Linked DNA regions of Homo sapiens: all the other regions are linked to region 1. A link is a contact called in ENCODE Hi-C or POLR2A ChIA-PET data. All regions are on one chromosome and are shown on one strand. The core of a region is the stretch at or near the end of the contact, and the rest is flanking DNA. Distances in the headings are between cores, read along the strand shown.

Region 1 (7,046 bases), core at 4,019-6,518:
TCTCCTGCCTCAACCTCCCGAGTAGCTAGGATTATAGGGGCCTGCCACCAAGCCTAGCTAGTTTTTTTGTATTTTTAGTAGAGACAGGTTTCACTATGTTGGCCAGGCTGGTCTTGAACTCCTGGCCTTGTGATCCGCCTGTCTTGGCCTCCCAAAGTGTTGGGATTACAGGCATGAGCCACTGCGCCTGGCCTAGTTTTTTTTTTCCCCCCCTTGAGGCTGAGTCTTGCTGTCACCCAGGCTGGAGTGCAGTGGCGCAACCTCGGCTCACTGCAACTTCTGCCTCCTGGGTTCAAGTGATTCTCCTGCCTCAGCCTCCTGAGTAGCTGGAATTACAGGCACGCGCCACCAAGCCCAGCTAAATTTTTTGTACTTTTAATAGAAAAGGGGTTTCACTGTTTTGAGCAGGCTGGTCTCGAACTCTTGACCTCAAGTGATCTGCCTGCCTTGTGCTCCCAAAGTGCTGAAATTACAGGCATGAGCCACAGTGCCTGGCACCACCCCGGTCAGTTTTCACATCTAAAAATGTATCCAGGCATTGCTAAGTGTTCTCTAAGACAGGAAACCAACCACCCCAGAGTAGGAACCACAGTTTTTTGGTTTTTTGTTTTTTGAGATGGAGTCTCACTGCCTTCCAGGCTGGAGGGCAGTGGTGCAATCTTGGCTCACTGAAACCTCCGCCTCCCAGGTTCAAGCAATTCTCCTGCCTCAGCTTCCTGAGTAGCTGGGACTACAGGTGCATGCCACCATGCCAGGCTAATTTTTGTATTTTTAGTAGAGCTGGGGTTTGGACATGTTGGCCAGGCTGGTCTTGAACTCTTGACCTCAGGTGATCCGTCCGCCTCAGCCTCCCAAAGTGATGGGATTACAGGCATAAGCCACTGCACCTGGCTGAGAACTTTTTTGTTTTTGGGTTTTTTGTTTGTTTGTTTTTGAGATGGAGTCTCACTCTGTCACCCAGGCTGGAGTGCAACGTTGCAATCTTGGCTCACTGCAACCTCCACCTCCTGGGTTGAAGCAATTCTCCTGCCTCAGCCTCCCAAGTTGCTGGGATTACAGACATGCGTCACCATGCTCAGCCCAGTTTTTTTTTTTTTTTTTTTTGAGATGGAGTTTCGCTCTTGTTGGCCAGGCTGGAGTGCAATGGCATGATTTCAGCTCATCCCAACCTCCACCTCCCAGGTTCAAGCGATTCTCCTGCATCAGCCTCCTAAGTAGCTGGGACAACAGGTGCACGCCACCATGCAAGGCTAATTTTTGTATTTTTAGTAGAGACGGGGCTTCACCATGTTGGCCAGGCTGGTCTCAAACCCCTGACCTCAGATGATCTGCCCGCCTCAGTCTCCCAAAGTGCTGGGATTACGGCGCCCGGCCCAGAACCACAGTTTTAAAACAATCATTTAACAAGTCTTCTTATACTTACATAGCCATCCCCACACAAAAATCTAGAAAAATGCCAAAAAGTTAACCTTGAGTATGTAAAGGGGAAGAAAGGAGCTATGTGCATTCGAAGGAGACTGCTGTTGATAGTTCCATTACAAAATGTACCCAAGGCCATTCTATCACTTGCCTCTGAGAATATACACAAAATACCTGTTTCTACAAATACAAGGAATGATGGGAAAAGAACACAGGACACTGAAACTCTCAGTACTATTTCATAGTCTGGCTGCAAGAAAAAAAAAACTCACAGTCTCGTGAAGGGCATTCACGCAGGGCTTTCACTATGCAGCAAAAAATTGCAAACACCAAATTCCCCAGGAAGGGTTTGGCCCAACAGTGGAGCCCTGCACAGGTGTTTAAAATACAGTGAACTCCCATTGATGTTTATTTCCCTAGTGGAACAGGCACTTAACAAACGTTTAATAGATCAAGGAGTTCAAGGCCAGCCTGGCCAACATGGTGAAACCCTGTCTCTACTAAAAAGACAAAAATTAGCCAGGTGTGGTGGCATGCACCTGTAGTTCCAGCTACTAGGGAGGCTGAGGCAGGAAAATCACCTGAACCTAGGAGGTGGAGGTTGCAGTGAGCCGAGATCGTGCCACTGCACTCCAGCCTGGGTGACAGAGCGACTCCATCTCAAAAAAAAAAAAAAAAAAAAAAAAAAAAAGTAACAGTGGCCAGTGTGGCCCACAAAGTCTAAAACATTATCTGGGCCTATAATGAAAATGTTTGTGGGCTGGGCGCAGTGGCTCATGCCTATAACCCCAGCACTTCGGGAGGCTGAGGCAGGAAAGTCGCATGACCCTGGGGAGGCAGAGGTTGCAGTGAGCCGAGATCGCACCACTGCACTCCAGCCTGGGAGGCAGAGAGAGACTCTGTCTCACAAATAAATAAATAACGCCAGGCGTGGTGGCTCATGCCTGTAATCCCAGCACTTTGGGAGGCTGAGGCAGGCTGATCACCTGAAGTCAGGAGTTAAGAGACCAGCCTGACCAATATGATGAAACCCTGTCTCAACTAAAAATAAAAAAATTAGCTGGGTGCGGTGGCATGTGCCTGTAATCCCCGCTACTTGGGAGGCTGAGACAGGAGAATCGCTTGAACCCAGGAGGCAGAGGTTGCAGTGAGCCAAGATCGCACCATTGCACTCCAGACTGGGCGACAAGAACGAAACTCTGTCTCAAAAAATAAATAAATAATTAAAATGTGGCCGGGCAGATCATGAGGTCAGGAGTTCGAGACCAGCCTAACCAACATGGTGAAACCCCGTCTCTACTAAAAATACAAAAATTAGCCAGGCGTGGTGGTGTGCGCCTGTAATCTCAGCTACTTGGGAGGCTGAGGCGGGAGCATTGCTTGAACCCGGGAGGCGGAGGTTGTGGTGAGCTAAGATCGTGCCATTGCACTCCAGCCTGGGCAATAAGAGCGAAACTCCGTTTCAAAAAAATAAATAAATAAATAAACAAACAAAAAATAATAATAATATTTAAAATGTTTTTGGACCCCCCGAAATAAACCCCTGAAGGAAAGAAAAGCCAAGATCTACAAGATATTCAGAGTGAAAAACAAGGCTGAATTATCCATTAGGCATAGTGCCTAAGTCCCCTGACATCTTTACAGACAACAAAAAAGTTTTCATTCTTTATAAAACAAAAGGTAGCAGGTTTGGTGGCATGCATCTTTGGTCCCAGCTAGTTGGAGTCTAAGACAGGAAGATCCCCTGAGCCCAGGTGTATTGAGGCTGCAGTGAACTGTGATCACACCACTGCACTCCAGCCTGGGTGACAGAGAGTGATCTTATCTCAAAGATAAAACTTTAATGATTAAAAAAAAAGAGGAGGAAAGTGAATAAAGTGCAACCCAAGTTATATTCATCTTTATATCAATGCAGTCACAAAATATAATTTCAAACACTTTCTTTTAATGGAGGAAGGGCTCACAAAAGCTAAAGTTCTTAAGGCCCACAAAATTCTTAATGATGCCTTCATGGGGAGGGGAAAAAAAGGGTATGTGTAAAACCGTACGGAGTAGGAACAAAGTAGGACAACTCACACTTCCCAATTGCAAAACTTAATACAAAGCAAGAAAGTGTGGTACTGGCATAGAGACAGACATATAGACCAGTGGAATATAACTGAAAGTCTGTAATGAAACCCATACATCTGGGCCGGGCGCGGTGGCTCACGCCTGTAATCCCAGCACTTTGGGAGGCCGAGACGGGCGGATCACGAGGTCAGGAGATCGAGACCATCCTGGCTAACTCGGTGAAACCCTGTCTCTACTAAAAATAAAAAAAAAAAAATCAGCCAGGTGCAGTGGCGGGCACCTGTAGTCCCAGCTACTCAGGAGGCTGAGGCAGGAGAATGGTGTGAACCCGGTAGGCAGATCGCGTCACTGCACTCCAGCCCAGGGAACAGAGTGAGACTCCGTCTCAAAAAAAAAAAAAAAAAAAAAAAACTACGGCCAGCTGATTTATGACAAGTGGCCAAGGCCATTCAATTGAGGGAAAAAAAACATCTCTTTAGGAGATGGTACTGGATAACTGGATATTCACATGCAAAAGAATGACACTGGATGTTATGTATTTTACTACAAAAACAGTAACAAAAATACCATATGTGAGATGTGATGCTCCTTCTGGTGAAGGAGTCCTCTCATGACAGAAGTTGTAGTCATCTTTGAACAGGACGTAAGAGCAGATGTGGTAGATGTGGTGGTCAAGGGATCCCTTCTTTACCTGTTATGATCTCTATTCTTGACTTAATGGCACAGCAACAAGTTTGATGTGTGCCTTCCTGGAATAATGTCCGCCCCCAGCCAGGAAGGCCAATCACCAAGTTCCCCTCACCTGCAGGGAAATGTCATTGATCTGCACATCATCGGTGCTCCACTTCCCAAAGAGCTTGATGTCTGGGGTCTCTGCCACCGCTGGTGCTGCTGTCTCCCACTCGGTCATCCTGGGACAGGGTGATGACAGGAAAAAAACGTCAGAGCTCAGCTAGCATGGAGCAAAGGCGCACTCATTCCCAACTCTGAGGCTAGCCGCCATCTAGTGATGAACTGGGGGGTCGCAAAGGACCAAGAAAGGCCGTGAACGTGTTTTCAAGCACTAGAAAAATTACTCAGCTGTCAGCAAGAAGCATCTGTCTTTCACCTAGAACCCCTGGGCCCAAGACTTGGCAGCCACCAGTCAACAGCTGCTGCACTGGGACCAAGGTATAATGGCTCAGCAGATGCCATACGTCCTCACACTGCATGGGCTGTAATTCAAACCACAATCTCGCGATTTACATGGTCTTTGACCCAAGTCAACGTTCCGTCTCGGACTGTTTCTTTGGCCGTGAGGCGGGACCGTTATATGACATCAAGGACCACGGTAGGTACCGTGTGGCACAATCAACCCAAAGGTTTCGATTCTTGACCGACAGTATGAAGGCTCTAGGGGCTGCTATTACGGGGGGAAAGTTACACAGAGCAAAAGAGGGCATCGTGTCCCTAAGAAATGGAAACTTCCTATCTCAGAGTACAACCGCATAGTTCAAACCAAGTTCCCCAAGCCCCGCTATGGGGAAAAGCTAGAAGCGGCGGAGCACCAGAAAGAAGTCAAGAGTAACTCGGCCCGCGCCCGTTTCTTCTACATTTTCTTTTCCAGAGACAGAAATGAGACCTAATGAGAAAAGGCCCAGGCCGCGGGGCACTATCCCCGAAAGACCATGAACCGTCCCTAGGATCCCCGGCCCCGCGGCGGTCTCACCTGAGAACACAGCCTGAGCGTCTCTGTCACTCGGCGTAGACCACGCGCCGCCCTGGTACAGACAGGAAGAGGCCGCGCGCCGCGGGCCAACACTTTTAACTGGGAAGAAAACTTCCGGGTCAGCACGGGTGACGCTTGCGTAAAAGGCCATCGTGTCCCTATAGACCAATCCGGAGGAAGGTTGTAGAGGAACCTTTTGGGCTAGACGGAATGGGTGCAGCCCAAGCGCATGCGCAGTTGCAGAAGCGGCCCTAGAAGCGTGCCTGGCGGATGTCCGCTACCCCGTAGTTGCCCTGTCTTGTGGGCGCCTGCAAAAGCGCAGAGATTTCCGTGAGACCAACGCAGCCATGTCTAATAAAGAAAAAAGTCTGGCCAGCGCTCGCTTCTTTGTTCAGCTGCTGACCTTAAATCCCACCTGCCGCGGGAGTAGCCAGTTCAGTTCCCTCTGACTCCTCGCCGCGGCCACAGCCGCCTCACCGGCACGCGCCTGATGCGGACCTGGGTTAGCGGAGTGAGGCCCAGTGGTCACCGCCGCCCTCCGCAGGTCCAGGTTGCCGTGCGCATGTGCCTGCCACACGCGGCCCCTCCCCCACCGCCCGGCCCAGGAGCACCACGCTCGCGAGCCCCGGATCCCGAGCCTCTGGCTGGGCCTGTTTCCCTGCTCGACCTTTCCTGCCATACCACGCTGGGTTCCCCCACAGCCTCCGCGCCCTTCACCTCTGCTATGCAGTAATCTCGCCCGTGGAAGAGGGGAGACCGCCGGCACGAGGGCCCGGGGTTGCGGCGGCGGGAGCAGCGCGACCCGTCTCTGGGTGGAGCGCGGAGGTAGCCTACAGGCTACGCGCGGTGTCCGGGAGGAGGGGGTCGGCAGGTCGGGGACCCTTCGTGTTTGTCCTTGTGTCCTCCACGGCCGGGGAGCCCGCGCGAGGGGTTGCAGCCCCCTGCCCTCAGGGCTCACGTCACGAGGCCCTCGTGTCTGCAGACGTGGCTCTCAGGGGTGCCTCTTGAACTGGCCGACCTCTCCAAGGGTCAGAAACGTAGGTTTCTGGCCAAAGGTTGAAAGGAGGGATGGAAGATTTAGCCATGAGATGAAGGAGATTATTCCCGCCAGCACACAATCCCCTGCCCCCCAACTTCTGTCCCTTCCCCCAGCTGCCTCTGAACAGGTAGGGCCTCTGAACAGCTCAGCCCTGGCTGGGAGCAGACAGCGAACCCTCTCACAGGGCCTGAACTATTGCGTGGGATTGAGGATGTGGGCCTTCGACCCGGGGTCCTCATCCGTGCGTGGGGTTGGCACGGTAGTGAGTGCCCCAGCTCACTCTACTCACTTGGCCACCCTGGCAGCCAGTGTGGACAGTCTGCCTGCCCATGACCCCTTCATACCCCTCTGCCTGTCCCAGCCTCTTAGATCTAGGCTCATGAGCAGAACTGGGACTTTCCAGAGGTAGCAACTACTTTGACTGTGTCTCTGCCTGCAGCAGGCATAGACATAACCTTTACGAGGCGACTCCAGGACCACCTGGGGCCGCCCTGTCTCTGATGCCCATCTCTGCCTCCAAGGGGTTATCCCTCCAACTCGGGATCCGAAGGGCCCAGCCACCTGACCCAGGTCCCAGGGCTGGGCCTGCCCCCTACTCCCATCCCTGAGGCGTGCACATAGCAGGTGCCCAGCAGCTGTGTTTCTTCACTGCCTGACTGTAAAGGCTCTTCTTACCCCAATTCTGGGGCGTTTCTGTCCAAATATGCTGAGGACTCCCCACAGTGGGCCCTTGGACTGTGGTCAGTCACAGCTCATGAAAGGACACATGCCCTGAAGCTGGGCTGGTCAAGGGGTCAGACCTCAGCCTCT
Region 2 (6,652 bases), core at 178-2,677, 2.2 Mb after region 1:
GAGACACAGGACTAACAAGAGCTCCTTCCTCTCAAGAGGCTGCTGGGAGCAGGAGTTAGAAGCAGCCTCCAAAGGCTAAGTGCTCGACAAAGACCGGTTTGTCTACTCTAGGTTCCCAACCTCGACATTAATGGCACTTGTGTCGTGGCGGGCTATCCTGTGCAACATACGATGTCTACCAGCATCTCTGCCTCTTTTCATGAGATGCCAGTAGCACTTCCCAAGTTGGAAAAACCAAAAAAAAAGTCTCCAGACATTGCCACATGTCCCCTGGGGGACAAAACCACTCCTGGTTGAGAGCCGCTGGCCCACTGGACAAATATTTACCTACGGCACAAAGGCTCTGGGGCAAATTCCAGCTCTGCCTCCTACCAGCTCTGTGTCCTTGGACGAGGTACAAGGCACCTTTTGTAATACCCTGTATCTCCATTTCGTTGACTGTAAAGTGATAGAAGGAGAACAAAAATGCTGAGAACCACACCTGGCTAGTAAGTGTCCAGTCAGACTTAGGGTTACTTTGTCGAAGTTTCCCTGCGAGGTGCCCAGGGGACACTGCTATGAACACGCACGCAGATTAAAATACTAAGTATACATTGGAATAGGCGTTAAAATCGGATATAGAGGAGGGTGACTCCATCCTGACTGGGGTAGAGGTGGCGGGGGTCAACTTCATTTGACAATAAACAGAGTTTCTAAGCACTTTACACATATTACCGAAGGTAATAATGCCTTGCAACAAGCTAAAAAGGCAGATGCTCCGCACTGAGAAAGCAGCAAAACAGAGCAACGATTCTTATCTTCAGGAATCTCACAACTCTGTAAAAGTTGCACTTGTAGAAGCAGCGCGCAAAACGAGCCACCTGCGCCGTATCTACGTTACAACAATAACCATCGTCCCCGGAAGCCCCTTCCCGCAAACCTTTCCGAAGGGGTCCGGTCCCGGCGCCCCCAGACTCCTTTGTAGGGTCCAGCTTCCCACTCAGCTTTCATCTCACAGCCCACCCTCTGCTAGGGTCCCCTTCCCCTCCCCCACCTGTCCCTCCCCCGTCCCGCCCCTCCCCCTCCCCCAGGCGCCCCTCCCCCGTCCTCTCCCTCAGCATTTCTCTCCCGCGTTCAGGACCTCGAGGATCCACGACCCCCTCCCACTATCCACCCCTCCCCCTCTCCAAGTCCCTCCCCCTCTAGTTCCCTCTCCCAGCCCCTTCCCCATCACTCAGCCCCCTTCTCCTCCCCTCCCCGCAAGTCTCCCATCTTTCCCTCCTGAGGCCCCCGGCGCCCCTCTTCCCATCCAACCTCTGGTCCCTCCCTCGTCCAACCGCCCCCACCCAATCCCTCCCTCCTTCCCCCCTCGCTCACCTCACTCTCTCAGGCGAGGCCCCCCAAGCCCCCTCACCTCCCCGCACATGCGCACAAAGCTCGCCGGGACTCCATGCCCCAGCAGGCTTTGCGCCAAACTCCCCCGTCCCCCTCCCCCAATCCCATACTCCGAGCCGCTCGTTCAGCCCAACAACTCCCCATGAAGCCCCGGCCTCACCCCGAACTACAACTCCCAGGAAGCATCGCGGCAAAGGCGGCTGCCAATTGGCCCTCGCCTGGGGACCGCCTTACTCCTGTTTGTCACCGCGTGGCGTCTTCGCCAACACTGGAACTACATTTCCCAAGATACGCGAAAGCGTCGTCTGCAGCCTATTTGGCCTTGACGGCGCAAATGTCGCGGGCTGTCTGAGCGCGACAGGCTTTGGACTACATTTCCCAGAATGCACGAGGAGGCTTCCCAGTGGTCTGCGCGCGGGCCCTGGACATGCGCAGAAGTGCCGGGAAAAAAAGAGGGAGGAGGAGGAGGAGCCATGGCGGCGTTGTTGTGGAGATCAGGGGAGGCCGGGCACCGCCGGGCATTTGGGAGGTGGGGCCTCCGGAGCTCTAGAAGCTGGCAAGCGAAGAGGAGGAGGAGGAGGAGACCAGGCTAGAGTTCTGCGCCAATCAGGAGTGCAGGCTACGTCTCCTTGACTACGGATCGCATTTTTTTTTGTCCTCCCTCTCCACCCGGGCAGAACTTAAGGGCCGATGTCGGTGCCAGGAATCAGGACGTGAGCAGGCTGCCCTCCTGTTCCGGGGTGGGCAGTGGCTCAGGAGGGGGCCAGCGCGGGGGCCTCGGTTTGGCTCTTCCTGTGTGTGAACCTGGACAGGACACCGCCCTCTCTTTAGCCTCAGTTTCCCCTGGGGTGAATTGGGGGACAGCGCTACCTGCCACGCGTCCTCGCTGTGCCCCTATTGGACAGACTACTGCCCCGTCCTGAGGCCTCAGTTTCTGCATCTCAGAACTGTGAAGAAGCATATTTGGATTTTAGAGCAGACAGACATCCTAAGAGATCAGCTGAAGTTTTTATCTAGACAGTTCCAGACCTGATTATGGCTCATACAAGCCCTACCCCAGCCCGCAGCGTATTTCCTCCTCCGTACAACAAGGATAAGAGAATCCCCCTCCCATCCTCCACCTCCCCGGCTGATCTGAAGACTCCGCGCCATAAAAACGAAGACAGTGGCTTACCCATAACAAGCATTCATTACATGGAAGTTGTTCGTCTTATATTCATAAATGAACAACTTTCCCCAGGTTTCACAAGCGATGAGTGGCTGACTCAGAACTTTGTGACCAGTTTGCCCACGGTGGCCTAATCTGCCCTGGCCCACCTGTCTACCACTGTCTTCTCCTCGTGTTTAATGAGTTCCAGTCATGCCTCCTTTCTGCTCCTAGAGCACGCTGATCTTCTTCCCACTCATATCCGATGGCCTACTTGACATCTCCTCTTGGATTTCTTAATAGGCATCTCAAACCTAAGGTGGGCAGTAGATAATTTTTCACTCTCTCCCCCACCTTGCGAAGAAATTTGTTCCTTCCCATTACTCCACCATCTTAGAAAGCAAGTCCATCTTCACCCAAATGTTGAGGCCAAAAATAGAAAAGCAGCCCTTGATTCTTTTTTCTTTTTTTTTTTTTGGTTTTTTGTTTTGTTTTGTTTTGTTTTTTGATACAGGGTCTGGCTGTGTTGCCCAGGCTGGAGTGCAGTGGTGCGATCACAGCTCACTGCAACCTCCGACTCCCAGTCTCAAGTGATTCTCATGCTGCATCCTCCTGAGTAGCCAGGACTACAGGCGTGCACCACCATGCCCAGCTAATTTTTGTATTTTTAATAGAGATGGGGTTTGCCATGTTGGCCAGGCTGGTCTCGAACTCCTGGCCTCAAGTGATCTGCCTCCTCGGCCTCCCAAAATGCTGTGATTGCAAGCGTGAACCACCATGCCCAGCCAATTCCTCTTTTTCATCACCATCCACATGCAATCTATCATCAGGTCCTATTGGCTCTGTCTTCAAAATAGATGCAGAATCTGTCCACAGCTCTCCCGTCTATGGCTACCACCTGGTTTAAGTCCCCATGGCCTCTTTAGACACTGTCATGCTTCCACTCTCGCCTCTTCTGCCTCCTGCCCCTCAGTTCCTGCTCCACACAGCGCCAAAGGGATCTTTTTTTTTTAATTGTGGTAAAATATATACAAGATAAAAATTACCATCTTAATCATTTTTAAGGTACAGTTCAGTAGCATTAAGTACATTCAAGCTAGGCCGGGTGTGGTGGCTCACGCCTGTAATCCCAGCACTTTGGGAGACCGAGGCGTGCGGATCAGAAGTTAGGAGTTCGAGACCACCCTGGCCAACATGGTGAAACCCCGTCTCTACTAAAAATACAAAAATTAGCTGGGCATGGTGGCGGGCACCTGTAATCCCAGCTACTCGGGAGGGTGAGGCCAGAGAATCTCTTGAACCTGGAAGGTGGAGGTTGCAGTGAGCTAAGATTGCACCGCTGCACTTCAGTCCGGGCAACAGAGTCAGACTCTGTCTCAAAAAAAAAAAAAAAAAAAAAAGTACATTCAAGCTGTGCAATCATCACTACTGTCCATTTCCCGAATTTTTCATCTTCCCAAATTGAAATTGTACCCATTAAATGTGAACCACCCATTCCTCTCTCCCCCGAGCTCCTGGCCAACCACCATTCTGTTATCAGTTTCTGTAATTTATTTATTTGAGACAGGGTCTGAATCTGTTGGCCAGACTGGAGTCCAGTGGCTCAGTCTTGGCTCACTGTGACTTCTGCTTCCCAGGCTCAAGGGATTCTCCCACATTGGCCTCCCGAGTAGCTGAGACTACAGGTGCACACAACCACGCCCAGCTAATTTTTTTTTTTCTTTTTTTTGTAGGGACAGCGTTTTGCCATGTTACCCAGGCTGGGTTTAAACTCCTGGTCTCAAGTGATCCACCTGCCTCAGCCTCCCAAAGTGTTGGGATTACAGGTGTGAGCCACCATGCCCAGCCCAGTTTCTGTGATTTTGACCACATTAATACTTCATGTAAGTGGAATCATACCGTATTTGTTTTTTGTGACTGACTTATTTAACTTGGCAGAATGTCCTCAAGGTTAATCCATGTTGTAGTGTATGTCAAAATCTCCTTCCTTTTAAAGATTGCCTAATATTCTGTTGCATACACAGACCATATTTTGTTTACCCATTTATCAGAGGAATTTTGTTTTTTAAGATGGAGTTTTCCTTCTCGTCACCCAGGCTGGAGTGCAATGGTTCCATCTCAGCTCACTGCAACCTCCACCTCGAGGGTTCAAGCGATTCTCCTACCTCAGCCTCCTAAGTAGCTGGGATTACAGGCGCCCGCCACCACACCCAGCTAATTTTTTTGTAATTTTAATAGAGACGGGGTTTCACCATGTTGGCCAGGCTGGTCACAAACTCCTGACCTCAGGTCATCCACCCGCCTCGGCCTCCCAAAGTGCTGGGATTACAGGCGTGAGCCACCGAAACTGGTCCCAGAGGGATCTTATTTAAACTTAAATAGGGTCATGTCACTTTTGCTTAAAACCCTCCATTGCAAACCCTTGTCGCTAGCCTGCACAGTCCCACATGATGTGCCTTCAGACCCAGAGCTCCTTTAGCTTATAGAGTGCCTTTGTGTGTGTTAGAAAAGCATGGCCCTCAGAAGCACTGCAGAACTGAGCCGGGGCACACAGCTTGGCAGGCAGATCCGGAGGAATATTCCAGCCACCTCTTCCTGGTTGGCCAGGTGCCTGCATGTCATATACAGGGTTCACACAGGCTCTCGATCCAACACCGTTTCCTTCTTCATCACTATGTTTCAACTCATTGGCCACTTTTTTTTTCTTTTTCTTTTTCTTTTTTGAGGCTGAGTCTCGCTCTGTCACCCAGGCTGGAGTGTAGTAGCTTGATCTTGGCTCATTGCAACCCCCTTCTCCCAGGCTTAAGCGATTCTTCCACCTCAGACTCCTGAATAGTTGGGACAACAGGCACCCACCACCACACCAGTTAATTTTTGTATTTTTAATAGAGACGGGGTTTTGCCATGTTGGCCAGGCTGGTCTCAAACTCCTGACCTCAGGTAATCCGCCCGCCTCGGCCTCCCAAAGTGCTGGGATGACAGGCGTGAGCCACCGCGCCAGGCCTCATGGGTCACTCTTTTAAGTTCCTCTAACACAGCAGTTCTCAAAGTGTAGTCCCCAGACCAGCTGCACAACATCACCTGGGAGCTTGTTAGAAATGCAGATTCTCGGCTGGGCACAGTGGCTCACGCCTGTAATCCCAGCACTTTGGGAGGCCGAGGCAGGTGGATTACCTGAGGTCGGGAGCTTGAGACCAGCCTGACCAACATGGAGAAACCCCATCTCCACTAAAAATACAAAAAAATTAGCTGGGTGTAGTGGTGCATCCCTGTAATCCCAGCTACTAAGGAGGCTGAGGCGGGAGAATCACTTGAACCGGGAGGCAGAGGTTGCGGTGAGCCAAGATCGTGCCATTGCACTCCAGCCTGGGCAACAAGAGTGAAACTCCGTCTAAAAAAAGAAAAAAAGAAATGCAGATTCTCGGTCTCTGCCTCAGACTGAATCAGCAACTCTAGCAGGGGGCCCAGCGATTTACTTCAACAAGGCCTCCAGGGGATGCAAAGGCGCACTCCTATGCATCGGTACCTTCTACCTGCACTCTAGAATAGTCGCCGCTTCACAGGGTGCTTGGGAGGATTCATGAGTTAATACACGCAAAGCACTCGGAAGGCTACCTGGCAGGGAGTACGAGTTCAATAAACACTTGCTATTCTTACTTAACTCCAGTGGAGTCGCTGATAAAAGCAAGCCCAGCTCAAATGCAAAGTTGACTCTTCCCTCCCTCCCCACATCCGTGCAACAAAAACAGCTTGTTTCACTACTGGCTATTGTCTGCTCAGCATTTGTTCACTTCATACAAACTGGACACCTATAATGAGACAGATGAAATGTTGTATGGGCACAAAGGATCCGAGGGTGGACAGAGTACACAGAATCAGTGTCCAGCCAGAGTTGAGGGCCTAGCACAGTGGGTGAGGGCAGGGCTCCAAACCCACCCAACATGCCCCAGCCGAGAGAGCCTGGGGATCTCAGCTCATCGGCGTCTTCACTTGAATGGAGGTCATAACACACTCAGAGAGTTGGGATTGGGGGTGAGCGTGGTTAATAAGGGCCCAAGGGCCCAATAAGGAGCGGGTCCTTTTTTTTTAGCTTTTTTTTTTTTTTTTTTTTGAGACGGAATCTCGCTCTGT
Region 3 (7,300 bases), core at 3,697-6,196, 2.3 Mb after region 1:
AAGCAAAGCACCCAGGAGTGTGTCCGGTACATGATGAAAACTCAAGAAGTGTTTGTTAATTATCACTGTAAGGAGGATCATTTGAAAAGTGTGATTGTGTGCGTTTCTCTGTGTATCAAGGACTTCGAAGCAATTGTACTTCAACAGCTGCAAACTCTCCCTCTCCAATCTGCCAGCTGCAGCTGTTCCTGTCACTCGGCCTAGGGCCACACCCTCAGGAGAAAACCGTGAGGAGGTTATAAAGGGCTCCCCAGCAGGAGCTGCCGCCCGTGCCTCTGCACTGGGGACCTCTGACCTTCCATATCACTACAGAGATGTGTGGCTATTCCGGTCGTCCACCACTCATTCCACGTAGATGGAGGCTTGCGATGCCCAGAGTGCTGGGGGGAGACTTGGGGCTCTTTTGGTTACAAGTGGCAGGAACCCAAAACAGGGCTTTCCTGGAAGAAGTCTAGACTCATTCACTCAAGGGAAGGAAGAGTGGAACGTCCAGCCCTCAGGAAGGTTAGGCAGAGTAGAAGCACCTGAACCTATGGCCTAGGCACTCAACTCAGCTGGGACATTGTCTCCCTCCAACTCTCACCTCTCTGTGAGGCTTCATTTTCTCCTCCTGCAGACTGGCTTCCTCCACACGGTGGGAAGCAAGACTGCCTTGAGCTTTCCAGCCTCTCACATCCCGGCATCTATGCCAGAGAGGGACTCTCCAAAGAGAAGGATCCAGAGAAAGCCACTGATGGGCCAACTTGGGTGAAATGATGCTGTTATAGCCATTTGCAATTCTCTCCGTACTCACCATTGCCCCCTAACCCCAATTTTATTCAGACTCGAGGCTGTAAATTCCATCTAGATGCTGATGCACCCCTGAAAGGGAGCTTTACCATTTTTACTGCCTGGCATCTGAAAACTCTGTATTAGGGAAGGGTGAAGCTGCTGTAATAAAGAAACGCACACATTGTAATGGCACATCACGTTAGAAGGGTACTTTTTCCTCTAAACACATTTCAAATTGTAGCTATATATAACATAAAATTTAACGTCTTAACTATTTTTGTGTGTGTCTGGGAGGGACGGAGTTTCACTCTTGTTGCCCAGGCTGGAGTGCAGTGGCCTGATCTCGGCTCACTGCAAACTCTGCGTTCCGAGTTCAAGCGATTCTCCTGCCTCAGCCTCCCGAGTAGCTGGGATTACAGGCATGCACCACCACGCCCGGCTAATTTTTGTATTTTTAGTAGAAACAGGGTTTCACCATGTTGGCCAGACTGGTCTTGACCTACTGACCTCAGCCAGGAGGCCTTGGCCTCCCAAAGTGCAGGGATTACAGGCATGAGCTACCTCGCCTGGCTACGTCTTAACTATTTGTAACTGTGCAGTTCAGTAGTGTTAAACCTATTGACGTCTTGTGCACCCATCACCCCCATCCATTTCCAGAACTCTTTTCATCTTGCAAAACCGAAACTCTGTCTCCAATAAACACTAACACCCCATTCCCCTCCCCCCAGCCCCTGGCACCCCCCATTCTACTTCCTGTCTCTATGAATTTGACTTCTCTAGGTCCCTCATATAAGTGGAATCATAAAGTATGTGTTCTTGTGTGACTGGCTTGCTTCTCTTAGCATAATGTCCTCAAGGTTCATCCATGTTGTAGCCTGTGTCAGAATTTTCTCTCTTTTTAAGGCTAAAAAATATTCCATTGTATTTATTTATTTATTTTTATTTTTTGAGACGGAGTCTGGCTCTGTTTACCAGGCTGCAGTGCAGTGGCATGATCTTGGCTCAATGCAGCCTGCGCCTCTGGGTTCAAGTGATTCTCCTGCCTCAGCCTCCCAAGTAGCTGGGACTACAGGCGCCCGCCACCACGCCTGGCTAATTTTTTGTATTTTTAGTAGAGACAGGGTTTCACTATGTTGGCCAGGCTGGTTTCAAACTCTTGACCTCAGGTGATTCGCCCGCCTTGGCCTCCCAAAGTGCTGGGATTACAGATGTGAGCCACCGCGTCTGGTCTATTCCATTGCATTTATGTGCCACATTTTGTTTATTCGCTCATCTGTCAATGGACACTGGGTTGCTTCCACCTCTTGGCTATTGTGAATAATGCTGCTATGAGCATTGGGTGTACAAGTTAGATGTGTATTTCTTGATCATGTAGCAATCTAGGATAGATGTTAGGTGACAGGATGTATTTCCACAAGGTGGTCATTCAGGGACCCAGGTTTCTTGGGGCTCCCCTCTTTCTTTAGGGCCTTGAAAGAGCAGGAAGCAGGCAGATGTTTCTTTTTTTTTTTTGAGATGGAGTCTCACTCTTTTGCCCATACTGAAGTGCAGTGGTGGGATCTCGGCTCACTGCAACCTTTGCCTCCTAGGTTCAAGCAATTCTCCTGCCTCAGCCTCCGGAGTAGCTGGGATTATAAGCGCCCACCACGCCTGGCTAATTTTTGTACTTTTAGTAGAGATGGAGTTTCGCCATGTTGGCCAGGCTGGTCTCGAACTCCTGGACTCAGCTGATCCTCCCGTCTCGGCCTCCCAAAGTGCTGTGATTATAGGCGTGAGCCACCGTGCCTGGCCAACATACATGTTTCTTAAGAGCATTGGCTCGGAAGAGGCCTGTATCGCTTCCATCCCATCCCATTGGTGAGAACCAATCACAAGGCCACACTTAGATGCCAAGAGGAGTGGAAAACAGAATCCATCGATGGGAAGCAGCATCCCAAGAGTGATTTTGTACTGCGGAAGGGAAGAACAGATGTTAATTGTCAATTAAGCCATGTCGGCTGCAACCCATCCCATGTTTGGGAAACATCCTGGTATTGGTTGGGTTGCCTTAAGGGAGAGACTCAGAATTACCAATGGTTTCAGTGAGTTAGAAAGTGATTTCTCTCACATAAAATCTCAGCTGGCACGGAGCCTCTTTCACGAAGCCATCCAGTGTCTAGCTGGCTCCCTGTGTCTTGTTTCTCCTCCATCCTCAGTGTTGGCTTCCATCTGGTGTGCCAATGAGCTGTTCTCGATCTTGCCGTTGTCAATTTGACCAGCGAAGAAGGGGAATGGGCTGGAGAGGGAGGAGGCTGTCCCTCCCAACAACCAGGTCACTGCAGGACACCCACTGAATGATCTGATTCAGAGGAGCACAAGCACATGACTTTTCTTATAAACAGGTTTCCTCGTGTAGAGTTTGTACCCTAATAATTTGTTTCTATTGCTGTTATGATAGCACTTCACTCTCTTTTTTTTTTTTTTTTTTTTGAGACGGAGTCCCATTCCATCGCCCAGGCAAGAGTGCAGTGGTGCGATCTCAGCTCACTGCAACCTCTGCCTCCCAGGTTCAAGCCATTCTCCTGCCTCAGCCTCCCGAGTAGCTGGGATTACAGGTGTCCGCCACCACGCCCAGCTAATTTTTGTATTTTTAATAGATATGGGGTTTCACTATGTTGGCCAGGGTAGTCTCGAATTCCTGACCTCCTGACGTCTGCCTCTGCCTCCCAAAGTGTTGAGATTTACAGGTGTCAGCCACTGCACCCGGCCACACTTCCTTCTGTTCTAAGATATATTTAAAAATTTACCTTTGTGATATTTCTGAAGGAGGGACACAGATATCCTCCTATTGACACACACAGTTAACACAGCACTGTTCACCCCACCCCATGGAAAGATGTTATTAAATCAATAATATACATCTTATGATTGATGCTCACTGAGCTTTGAGGGTATACAGTGGCCACAACAATAGACTTATATGTAACACTGCTAATAGGTAATAATAACCACCATCATTTTTGTGAACTTACTATGGGCCAGGTATTGAACTAAGCAGCTCTTACACATATTACCTTGCAGGTTATCTTATTTTTTCCCATTCCACAGATGAGAAATTGAGGCTGAGAAAGGTGTTATTCCACCAGTGAATTATAGCTTCTTATCTTTTCTGACTACCAGTGAGGATGATAACAATTATAAGCGATAAGTCATCTGCCACTTAGGTGAGAGTCAGCCAAGTACAGAACAGAGGAAGGACCAGAAGGACCAGCCTACAAGGACACTATGGTTTGGACAATTATTTTAAAATATGTGTTTTTTGCAAGAATACCAACAGTAACAGCTAACACCCAGTGCGTCCTTACTAGGTGCCTACCTAACGCGGGGGAAGTAGTGGATTCTCAGGGCTATGACACGAGGCAGTGTGTACAGTCAAGGGTTAAATACACGAATTTAGAGCCAAACTCCATGGGTTCGGGCCGAGGCTCTGGCATTCCGGGTGTGTGACTTTTGGTAGGTGATTTGACTCCTCACCTGCAACATAGGGATAGGACCTACCATGAGGCCCTAGTTAGGACTAGGACCTAGTGCGTGTGAAGCACTTGGAGGCGCACAATGTATTTTCATCACTTCAGAAAGGAGGAAACTGAGGCCATGGCACCTGAAGCGCAGCACTCTCTGTCCAGTAACTAAGGAACCCGGGGTCTCTGTCCAGTAACTAAGGCACCTGGACTCGGGCCACTGGGAGGTGCAGCGGCAGAGAAGGGGTTACCATGATAGAGACGGTAGGAGGACCCGGGGTGGCACGAGCGTCCCTCTCCACCACTTCACTCTCCTCACGGCGGGCCCGGGGACCCGGCCGCGCAGGCGCGAGGAGCCCGGGTTGTCGGGGGGGCACCGCCCTAGACACCCGGAAGTCTCCGCCTAACGGGCCCAGCCCGCACCTCCTGTCCGGGAAGGGGGCGGGGCCGAAGCCCCTCGGCGCGGGGCGCCATAGAGCATGGACGGAGGACCTGCGTCCTAGACACTTCCGGAAGTGGCTCCCTCAGGCGCCCGCCGGGCACCACAGAGCTGGGGGCGGTGGCCGGGATAGCGGGCTCGCCTTCCTAGAGCGGCGAGGACAGGGTGGCGGCCCGGGGGGCAGGGAGTAGGGAGAAGGGGGGGAGCGGCGCGGGCGGAAGCGGCCGGGAAGGTCACTTCCGGCCTGGGCGCCCGTCCCCCTGACCCCAGGGTCTGAGTCGCCGCTGCCGCCGCTGCCACCATCCGCGAGGCAGGAGAGAGGAGGAGGAGTGCGGCGCGGCGGCCCCGGGACCAAGGAGGTGAGGGGTGGGGGCGGGGGCCGTGCGCTGGGGGCCAGGTGGGCGCGCGCTTCGGGAAGCTGGGCTTGGGCTGGGGGTGGGTGGGGAGACTGGAGGGCGAGCGCGACTGGGCGGCGGGCGCGCGTGCGCGCTGCTGGGGGGGCGTGAGTGGGCGCGCGGCCGGGGTGACGCGGGCGGGGGGAGTGCGCGTGCGCGCCGAAGAGCTGTGGGAGGGGACGCGCGCCCGGGCGGCCCGCGGGCGGCGAGCGGGGCTGGAGGGGGGGTGCGCGTGCGCGGGTCCGGGTCCAGGGCGCGCGCGTGCGCGTGGCGGGGGCAGGAGCGGGGGCCTCGGTGGGGGTCCCTCTGCTGCGGGCCGTCGGGGGTGGGGCCGCTGTCCGTCCCCCCGAAGTTCCAACTCCGCCGGTCGTGGCCGGAAGTGGTGGCGACTTCGGGGGGAAGTTGAGGCCCAGGTGGGGGAAGGGGCCGCGCGGTTGGGCTGGCCTGGCCGGATACCGCGGCCCCGAGGGCACGGTCTCAGCCCTCGGCCCCCCCAGCCCTTCCTTCCCCTTTTCGAGTCAGCCCGGGTCCCGTTGCTGCCCCGGGCGGGCTGCGCGTGGCCTTTGATCAGGCGGGTAATTACGGGGATTCTGGCCGGCAGGAGGCCCATTCATTCGTCCTTGCTCGGCAGGCGGGGAGGAAGCGCGTCCCCAGCGGGGGAAGTGACTGGGCCAAGGTCAGCCACCGCGTGGCCCACGGGGCAGGGCGAAGGCGGGGACTGGATCGGGTGGCGACTCCTGAGGCCTCCCTCCCCTGTGCCGAGTGGATCAGAGTGGAGCCCCGCCCTCCTGACACCCCACCCCGACCCCCAGTCCAGGGAGCTGACCCCAATTCATGTGGATGAGTGCTCTGGGACCTGCAGAGTCGCACAGAAAAGTGACCCACAGACACAGAAGGCAGGAGTGAGTGGAGGCAGAAGTTTTTCCAGTGCCAGGCCCTGTGCCGGGCACTAGAGACAGGGAGCAGGGAGATGAACAAGGGCTTGGAGTCTGGGTGGAAGGCAGAGACTGAGACCCGGGCGACAGAGTCGCCATCCAAGGTGACCAGACCCCTGATGGAGAGGTCTGGGGGCTGTGGGAGCCAGGGAAGGCATTTTGACCCAGCCCAGTCCGGGGGATGGTCAGGGCTTTAGGGAAGGAATGGCTTGGTCTGCTCTTTGCGGTGTCCTGCTCCCAGGTCCCATGTTGCGCAGTGCTTAGAACCCATCTGGGGATCCGATTGACCCCAGCGCCGGGAAGCACAGTTGCGTTGATCCTGGCTTAGCTCCTCTGAAGACCGTAAGCCTCTTTGGCTAAACGCTGCTGACATTCACCTGCCTGCCTCTGCGCAGTCCCTGTGGTCCTCCGGCCACGCACGGCCTCAGAGAACATCCAGATCAGATTCCTGCTTGCTTATCTCATGTCTTATCCATCCATCCGGGCACCCGGCCTGGCCCCTCCCTGGTGCACTGCCAGAGTGTGTGCAGGCACTGGGTTGTATTCCCCAAGAGCTCTGGGACTGGGCAGGCCTGGGTTCAAGTCCCAGCCCCACCACTCACCTTCGTGGCCTTAGACGAGTAACTTCAGTGCCTTACTTTCCACCAGGACAGAGTGGGAGTGGTAATAATAGTATTGACCTCAGCGGGAAGGCTCTTAATGCTTTCATTTTAGAGCCAGAGCAGACCTCAACAGATGGGTGTAAAGTAAATGGAAAGGGCTCTGGAGCCAGGCCCTTTCCTGGGCCTTGGCCTTGGCACTGTCTCTTCCACTTCTGTGACCTTGGACATGTCACTTCCCTTTTCCCAGGTTCAATTTCCCTTCAGTTGTCTAAAAACGAGAGCAAGTTCACAATTCCCTGAGTAAATGTAATCCATCCAGGCGGCTGCACAGGCCAGGCCCTGTGCTGGGCATGAGGTCACACATGGTCTTGGCACAGCACTGTCCTGTGAGGGCCCAGATGAGGTGCCTGGCCCAGCCTGGGTGAAGAGAGGGATCTCAAGGCCCTTCTGTGCAAGCACAAGGTAGAGTGGTGCTCCGTGCTGGGCAGCCTGGCAGGAATCATACAGTCCCTGTCCCAGAGCAGCTGAGACCCATTCACACTGGGCAGAGGGGTGGGGAGATTTGCCAGAGTGCTCCCGGGAGCTCTGACCTTGAGGGAGGGGTGTGTGGTGCAGGGGAGGTATTGTGTCTTGAAAGATAGAGAGGAAGGATTGGCTA
Region 4 (7,074 bases), core at 3,283-5,782, 2.7 Mb after region 1:
CCACCCACCCGCGAACAGGCGGGGCGGCAGGGGAGCGTGTCGTGGAACTGAGCGACGGAACGGGCAGGGACGCGGGGACTCGCCCAGTCGGGCCAGGCTAGCGCCCCTCGTTGAAGAGTCCCCGGGTCCAGGTGAGGCCCGCCGTTTGCGGCAGAAGCAGAGGGTCTGCACTTGCGCGATAGCCCCTTACAGCACTCCCCCGCCCTCCCCGAAGCTCAGGCAGGGAACATCACGAAATTCCCATCCTGGAGAGCTGGCGAGTCTCCGGGGGTCCCCGGATTGGGTGGCGGTGTGCCCAATGGGCCCAGAAGGCAGGAGAGTGTTTGAGACACCGAGAAAGTTGGAGCGAAAGGAGAATCTACTTTTAACGCTCTCTCAGGAACTAGCCAGCGCGGACCCCTCAGAGCTCCCCTACCTCCTACAGCCAGACCCCAAGGTTCTCAGGGATGTGGGGGCCAAAATCGGGGGAGTTACCCCTCTCCCGGAAAATGAGGGCCAGGAACACGCCACCCCCATCCCCATGTTGGTAATTAAGAGCTGGCTTTGGAGCAAAGCTAGATTCCAGTCCTGACTGTTCCTGCTCCTCCCCAGCCTGTTAACTCACCTGCAAAATGGGGAAATTACAAGCCCTTCTAAATTTATTGTGAGGATGCAGTGATGCGACACACAGAAGCTCAGCCCAGCACCTGGCCATCGTCAGGGCTGAAGAGAGGAGCGCTGCTGGTATTATTTGAGGTCAGATGGTGGGGTATGATGGCAGCCTCTGGGAGGCTCTTTCCCACTCTGGGGAGTATGAACGGAAGATTTGTTCTTCCTCCCAAAAAAACAGGTCGGAAGAGCAAATGAGGCCTAGCACAGTGCCTGGCACAAAATAGGCAAGAAAAATGAATGAATAAGCAGATGTTTATTAAGCTTCAGGCTCAGCTCCACCTGCCTCTCCTGTTCACCAGAAGCATCCAAGCTCTGGACTGTGGCCAGCCCTTATAAGAGCAAGGTCTTAACCCGATGGAGGGAGAATCTAAATGTCTGCACCGCCTGCAAAGCTGTGACCATGATCCTCCCCTCCCCACTTTACAGATTAACTGCAGCCTGGTCCAAAAATTCCAGGGGGAGCCATCTGCCCTAGATTGGTCTTTTCCAAACTACAGGTTCATGGGTGGAGAATTCAATAGAATAGGATGAAATCAGCAGTTTAAAAAAATATTTAGCCGGGCGTGGTGGTGCACACCTGTAATCCCAGCTACTCAGGAGGCTGAGGCAGGAGAATCGCTTAAACCGGGGAGGTGGAGGTTGCAGTGAGCCGAGATCGCACCACGCTCCAGCCTGGGCGACACAGCGAGACTCCGTCTCAAATAGTAATAATAATAGTTGATGGAAAAAAAAATGCACAAACTAAAGCTAACTATGGTAAAGAAATTTTTGTGGGCCGGGCGCAGTGGCTCACGCCTGTAATCCCAACACTTTGGGAGGCAGAGGGGGGCGGATCACGAGGTCAGGAGATCGAGACCATCCTGGCTAACACAGTGAAACCCTGTCTCTACTAAAAATACAAAAAATTAGACAGGCATGGTGGCGGGCGCCTGTAGTCCCACCTACTCAGGAGGCTGAGGCAGGAGAATGGCATGAACTCGGGAGGCGGAGCTTGCAGTGAGCCGAGATTGCGCCACTGCACTCCAGCCTGGGCGACAGAGCAAGACTCCGTCTCAAAAGAAAAAAAAAAAAAAAACTTTTGTTTCGAGGCCTAGTGCCCTGAGGGAGGCCGAGGTGTGTGGATCACCTCAGGTCAGGAGTTCGAGACCAGCCTGACAAACACGGTGAAACCCATCTCTACTAAAGGTACAAAATTAGCTGGGCATGGTGGCACACGCTTGTAACCCCAACTACTTGGGAGGCTGAAGCAGGAGAATCGCTTGAACCCAGGAGGTGAAGGTTGCAGTGAGCTGAGATCACGCCATTACACTCCAGCCTGGGTGACAAGAGCGAAACTCCGTCTAAAAAAAAAGAGGCCAGGCGCTGTGGCTCACACCTGGAATCCCAGCACTTTGGGAGGCCGAGGCAGGTGAATCACCTGAGGTTGGGAGTTCAAGAACAGCCTGACCAACATGGAGAAACCCCGTCTCTACTAAAAATACAAAATTAGCTGGGCATGGTGGCACACGCTTGTAATCCCAGCTACTAGGGAGGCTGAGGCAGGAGAATCGCTTGAACCCAGGAGGCATTGCGGTGATCCGAGATTGTGCCATTGGACTCCAGCCTGGGCAAAAAGAGTGAAACTCCGTCTCAAAAAAAAAAAAAGGAAACTTGGTTCACGTGTATTTTGCTTATCTGTATACTCTATTGCCATATAAAATGTGTTTGTAACAGGAGATTGTGGTTTTAAAATTGTTTCAGTTAAAAACATTCTTCCCAGATGACCCAGGTCTTCAGGAGCTGAGGAGGGGATAACCCCAAGGCAGGCCAACCTTCCCATTCCCCAGCCAGGCAAGCTGAGGTCTCCCTGCTAGACGGCCACCAAAGAGGGTCTGAGATGCTGTCTCTAAAAACAAACCTCGAGTGCTCAGAGTGGGAAACGTGTTTATTGTTTGATCAGTCTCAGGCCTGGTTGGGGGGTGGAAGGCAGGACTGGGGTCCCTTCCCCAACAACAGCGCAGAAGCCCCAGGAAGATGGCGCAGATTCCTGACGACCCACAGCCACCTTTTATGAGGCCAGAGACTTTACACACCACACTCCCCACCTCCATCCAGTCAAGGCTCTGCCATGGAACAGCTGATATCTTTAGGCTAGAGGACTCCATTCTGTGTAGGGGCTCATTCCCATCTCAGCTCCAGAACACGGAGGACCTGAAGATTACTCACGGATTCCTCCTTCAGGCAGGGCTCTGCCTTTGAGATGCGGCTGCTCTGTGTCTGTGTCCAGGGCCCTGAACACCAGCCTCAGGCTCTCACCAGGTGTCTGGACAGGAGTCCAGGCTCCCTGCAAAGTCCTGTGGTACCTGGGGCACCCGGCAGCCCGGCTCATGGATGCTTCCACCGCGTGTGTTTCTGCAGTGTGTTCTGCTCCATAAAGCGGCGAGGGCAGTGTGGACACTGAAACGGGCGTTCCCCAGAGTGCACCCGGCTGTGCTGGGCCAGCTCACCCGCATCCCGGAAGCGGCGAGGGCAGAGCGGGCAGCCGTGGGGCCGCCCACCACCCGCCAGGTGAATGGAATGGTGCCGTGCCAAGTGGCTGGCGCGCTTGAATGCCTTCCCACAGATGTCACACTCGAAGGGCTTTACCTCCGAGTGGGTGATGCTGTGTCGCTGAAGGTAGGACATGTACTCGAAGACCCTTGAGCACACGGGGCAGCTGTAGCACTTTTTCTGGCCTGGAGCCCCACTGGCCCCTGGCTCCCTCTGTGACTCCTCGTCCACCAGCACTGTGTAGGGGACACCCTGAGTGTCAATAAGCAGGTAGTGGTTGGGCCTTGGAGGAGATGAAGCCTGGGGAGATCCGATGGAGGAGGAAGGTCCAGGTTCTGGGGAGCGGCAAGTCCGACGGGGAGGGCCCTCCATGGTCTCAACGGAGGAAAATGCCAGAGGCTGAGGGCAGGGGGATGGCAGCACCAGCATCCGGAGGGCTGGCTGAGGCCTGGTGGATGGGAGATGGGATAAGAAGGTTATATAGAAGAGGGCAGCTCAGCACCACAGGCTCCATCCTTTTCCCTCCCTATACCCGGCCCAGGACCTCTGCATCCTGCTGCCCCTCAGTCCCTCTTTTCCAGTCCCGCTCACAGCTGGAGTCTGTGGCCCCCTAAAAGGTCCCCAGGGTCTTCCTCCTTGGAAAACCTCTCCTAGCCTCGGTGCTCCACCATACACTGTACTCACAGGATCTCTTGACCTCCTCTGCACAACCTGGACCTCGCTCTAACCTTCCTCTTTGTGCCCTCCCAGGTCACTGGGTGCCCCACCCCGCAGGCCTCCAGGCCTCTCCCTCCCCTCCTTCTAGCCCTTTCCAGGGTCTGCGTGTTGGCCTATGCTACATACTCAAGCCTTTCCTGACCCCCTCCATACAAGCCAAGCCTATTCACAGGGGCTCCGACGTTAGGACCCCCAGGTTCCGGCCCTCTCTCCAGCCACGTGTCTGAACAACTCCGTGCTCCCACCCGTCCACCCACCTCAGGTTCTCTCTAGTCCTCGCCCGGCCTCCACCAGGCTCGTTCTAGGTCCCAGCGCTCTCCGGGGTTCCACCCCCGGGGCCGCAGCCCTCGCTTTCTGGGCCTTTCTGTGTAAGTTCTCGCCCCCTCCAAGCTCCAGAACAGCCCCCTCCGGCGTCTGCCCCACTCCCGCCCCGGCCCAGGTACCCTCCACGCGGTCCAGCCCCTCCCGCCGCCCGCCCCCAGCCCCCTTCCTCCTCCCGGCCCCCGTACCCAGTGCAGCAGCCTCTCAGGTCCGGGCGACTCCAAGCGGCCCCGGGCTACCCTCGCAGTTGCAGGCGGCGGCGAGAAGGGGACCTCTGGGTGTGCCCCAGGAACTGGCGGCGCCGGCCGAAAGAGAGAAGCCGAAGGGAGAGAAGAGGGTCTAGGGAAGGAAGGTTGGGGCGGGGCGCCCGGGCCGTCGCGAAACGGCTCCGGCCAGAAACACACACCGAGAGGAAAGTACCCAAGCGAGGAAGATCCGGTCTCCACCCCCCAGCACCCAACGTGCACGCACACGCAAGGAAGAGCCTGAAAATGGAGTGCGGAATGTTTATTGAGCAAAGGGTCGGGGGCGTGGGCGGAAGGGGGGTAGATACAGAAATGAACCAGACCGTGCCCGTGCTCTTTATCATCTCTTCCCCGCAGACAACCACCGGTTCACCGCTCCAGAGAGCAGAAAACCAAGGTTTAGAGAGGTCATGTCACTTGCACAGGCTCACACAGCACAGCTGGACTGGAACCCAGTTCCGACTGGTTCCCAGGCCCAGGGAGGGGCAACGACTTTGGTCTACATCACACAGCTAGAAAGGGGGTAAGGAAGGAATGATGCTCCTCCCTTTGGAAGGTGGGGAAACTGAGGCCCAGGGTAAGGCAGTAACCTCAGCAGAGCCAGGGGGTGTGTGTGGGAGTGAGTGACGCTGTGTGGGTCAGACTTGGTGGCCCTGAGACGGGCAGGGCAGCACAGGCCGGGTCTCGAGCTTAGTGGAGGCGCACGTGCTGCGCCAGCTCCGCGGCGTCCTGGAAGCGGCGTGGGCAGAGCGGGCAGGTGTGCGGCGGCCCGGCGCGGGCGCGGTGCGTGGCGCGATGCCGCGACAGGTGGCTGGAGCGCTTGAAGGCCTTGCCGCAGGCGCCGCACGTGAAGGGCTTGAGGTCCGAGTGCGACACGCGGTGGCTCTGCAGCCGCAGAGGGCTGGCAAAGACACGGGCGCACTCCGGGCAGCTGTAGCCCTTGCGAGGGCCGGGCTCTCCTGGGGGCGCCTCGCGCTGGGGCGGGCCCCGGGGCTCCTCCTCCAGCTGCACCGTGTATGTGTAGGGGACCCCATTGGCGTCGATGAGGAGGTGGCGGCCCAGCCGCGGGGGTCGGGGCCCCGCCGCCGAGGAAGGAGTGGAGGAGGGGCCTTCCGCCTTGGGGAAAGGGGGAGCCTTGGGGGGCGGTGGGTCCATGGCCTCCGGAGAGGAGGACCGAGGGTGGGGTGGCCGCGGCGGCAGCAGCAGCATCTGGAGCGGCAGCTGGGAGCGGCGGAGGGGAGATTAGTTAAAATTGCCACTTCCTTTTAGGAAAAGTTTCCTAAAATGGAAAGCATCCCCACTATCACTGCTTGTTACCCTTTGTGCGCCACTGACTACCTCCCTAGCAAAATAAAAACTGTGACTCCAGCCCGGCTCTCCCACGTTCCATCAAGCTGCCTCGGAGAGGGCCTCCAACTGAGCTCTGCAAAACCCCGCCACCACCTGCCACTCCTCCTGGGTCCACCTCTCACCACTCAGGTCAGGTCTGAGGACGTAGTCCCCCGACTTTTCTTCCCTTTTCTCCTCTCAACCCACCCCAGCAGACAATCAATCCCTAAATCTGTTTACCTCTTTACATCTTAGACCCCGGGCCTCCTGACCGCCGAGATTTCTCTAATCTGTGGTTTCTTCTTTTTTCCTGTTGCCCAGCCCCAGTTCAGTTTACTTCCCCTCCCTTTGCCGCCCCCTACCCCCCCACCGGCCCCCGTATCGGCCTCCTGGCCCTCCGTCCCCACTACATGCCGCAGGGCCTCCCCATCTTCATATTCCGTGGCCTCCCTCACTTCCTCTCTAGGTACCTCCCCAGAGCCCCACTAACCCAATTCCCCACATTTCACTAGGGCTTTTCCATCCTGTTCCTACACTTAGCACCTCGAAGTCTAGTCACCTCTCCCCACTACGGAACCCATCGTCTTACTACATCTATACACCCCAAAATGGCTCAAATGCCTTCCTTCTGTATACCCCGCCCCCCCAACCTGGCTACCTGCTACATTCTCCCCAAAGGCCCCCTTTTCTCTCGCCCCCCATATATGGCGGTGACATCGTTACTTCTTTCTGTACCCATCAGGGGCCTTCTCCCAAACCCCGTTATGCACACCAGGCTCCGGGACTCCGCTTCCCACAGCACCTCTCCCAAGCCCACTTTCCCCTCCTTTCTGTGTACGTCTGGCATCTCTCTTTCTCCTCGTGTTCACCTCTTCCAGGAGCCCCATCCCTCTCCCTGTTACACACAGCGTGGTCCCCCGCCCGTTCTTTTGCTCTGCTCCCCTTGTTTATGGGAACCCCAGCGCCCGGGCGTTTTCGCCCCCATCCCGCTACACACCGCCTGTCCCCTGGCCCTGGGGCCCCTCCTATTGCCTTCACTTCCCCAAGGAGCCCTGGCGCCTCGACTTCCCCTCCCGTCCCTCCGCCCGATCCTGCCGCTCCCGACCCCCACCCCCATCCCGGGTGGCTCCAGCGCACTCCCCCAGCCTGCCTGGCCCCGGCGTCGTCCCAGGGCCAGGCTCCTCCCTCCATCCCGGCCCCCGTACCCCGTGCGGCGGCCTCTCGGGTCCGGAGGAACGGGCCGAGGTCCCGGGCGGCCCCGGGCTTCCCCTGGCGAGCGCCG

What was found. Hi-C counts contacts between places; a loop is a spot of excess contacts on that map. ChIA-PET counts read pairs that join two places held with the same protein, here RNA polymerase II (POLR2A). Pooled maps may share reads with other maps.
Region 2: a map of naive thymus-derived CD4-positive, alpha-beta T cell shows a loop between it and region 1 (21-fold over the local background). The contact joins the promoter of ZNF444 here to the promoter of RPS5 in region 1. A Hi-C loop is called at or near these places in 2 of 168 maps with a recorded cell type or tissue (both naive thymus-derived CD4-positive, alpha-beta T cell), 4 of 37 single-sample maps with no recorded cell type and 10 of 50 pooled maps.
Region 3: a loop to region 1 is called in a map of naive thymus-derived CD4-positive, alpha-beta T cell, with 15 times the contacts of the local background. The contact joins the promoter of ZNF787 here to the promoter of RPS5 in region 1. A Hi-C loop is called at or near these places in 2 of 168 maps with a recorded cell type or tissue (both naive thymus-derived CD4-positive, alpha-beta T cell), 1 of 37 single-sample maps with no recorded cell type and 11 of 50 pooled maps. POLR2A ChIA-PET finds 5 or more read pairs at or near these places in 2 of 52 experiments (BJ and activated CD4-positive, alpha-beta T cell).
Region 4: a map with no recorded cell type shows a loop between it and region 1 (4-fold over the local background). The contact joins the promoter of ZNF581 here to the promoter of RPS5 in region 1. A Hi-C loop is called at or near these places in 2 of 168 maps with a recorded cell type or tissue (K562 and naive thymus-derived CD4-positive, alpha-beta T cell), 7 of 37 single-sample maps with no recorded cell type and 10 of 50 pooled maps.

Annotation. Positions count from the first base shown.
Region 1 is chr19:58,385,491-58,392,536 of GRCh38, reverse strand. It overlaps RPS5 (ribosomal protein S5), which reads right to left and starts at 5,268. Exons shown (of 6, transcript NM_001009.4): 1 at 5,198-5,268; 2 at 4,292-4,400. The coding sequence starts at 4,399. It overlaps MIR4754 (microRNA 4754), which reads left to right and starts at 5,679; the gene lies at 5,679-5,767. RefSeq lists enhancers at 4,958-5,007, 5,201-5,495, 6,558-6,627, 6,648-6,867.
Region 2 is chr19:56,136,062-56,142,713 of GRCh38, reverse strand. ZNF444 (zinc finger protein 444) reads right to left here and starts at 1,427. Exons shown (of 5, transcript NM_018337.4): 1 at 1,357-1,427. RefSeq lists enhancers at 1,465-1,604, 1,635-1,964.
Region 3 is chr19:56,118,941-56,126,240 of GRCh38, reverse strand. It overlaps ZNF787 (zinc finger protein 787), which reads left to right and starts at 4,946. Exons shown (of 3, transcript NM_001002836.4): 1 at 4,946-5,069. LOC124904772 (a long non-coding RNA gene) reads right to left here and starts at 4,631. Exons shown (of 2, transcript XR_007067348.1): 1 at 4,309-4,631; 2 at 1,696-2,721. RefSeq lists silencers at 4,450-4,819, 4,910-5,029, 5,040-5,119, 5,410-5,729, 5,810-5,859 and enhancers at 4,464-5,179, 5,607-5,901.
Region 4 is chr19:55,641,107-55,648,180 of GRCh38, reverse strand. It overlaps ZNF581 (zinc finger protein 581), which reads right to left and starts at 4,532. Exons shown (of 2, transcript NM_016535.4): 1 at 4,407-4,532; 2 at 2,558-3,628. The coding sequence starts at 3,609. The coding sequence ends at 3,016. ZNF580 (zinc finger protein 580) reads right to left here. Exons shown (of 2, transcript NM_207115.2): 1 at 6,998-7,074; 2 at 4,711-5,684. The coding sequence starts at 5,672. The coding sequence ends at 5,154. It also overlaps a transcript of CCDC106 not described here. RefSeq lists enhancers at 2,840-2,889, 2,900-2,949, 2,633-3,598, 4,500-4,719 and silencers at 3,130-3,239, 4,330-4,379, 5,324-5,618, 5,150-5,619, 6,810-7,074.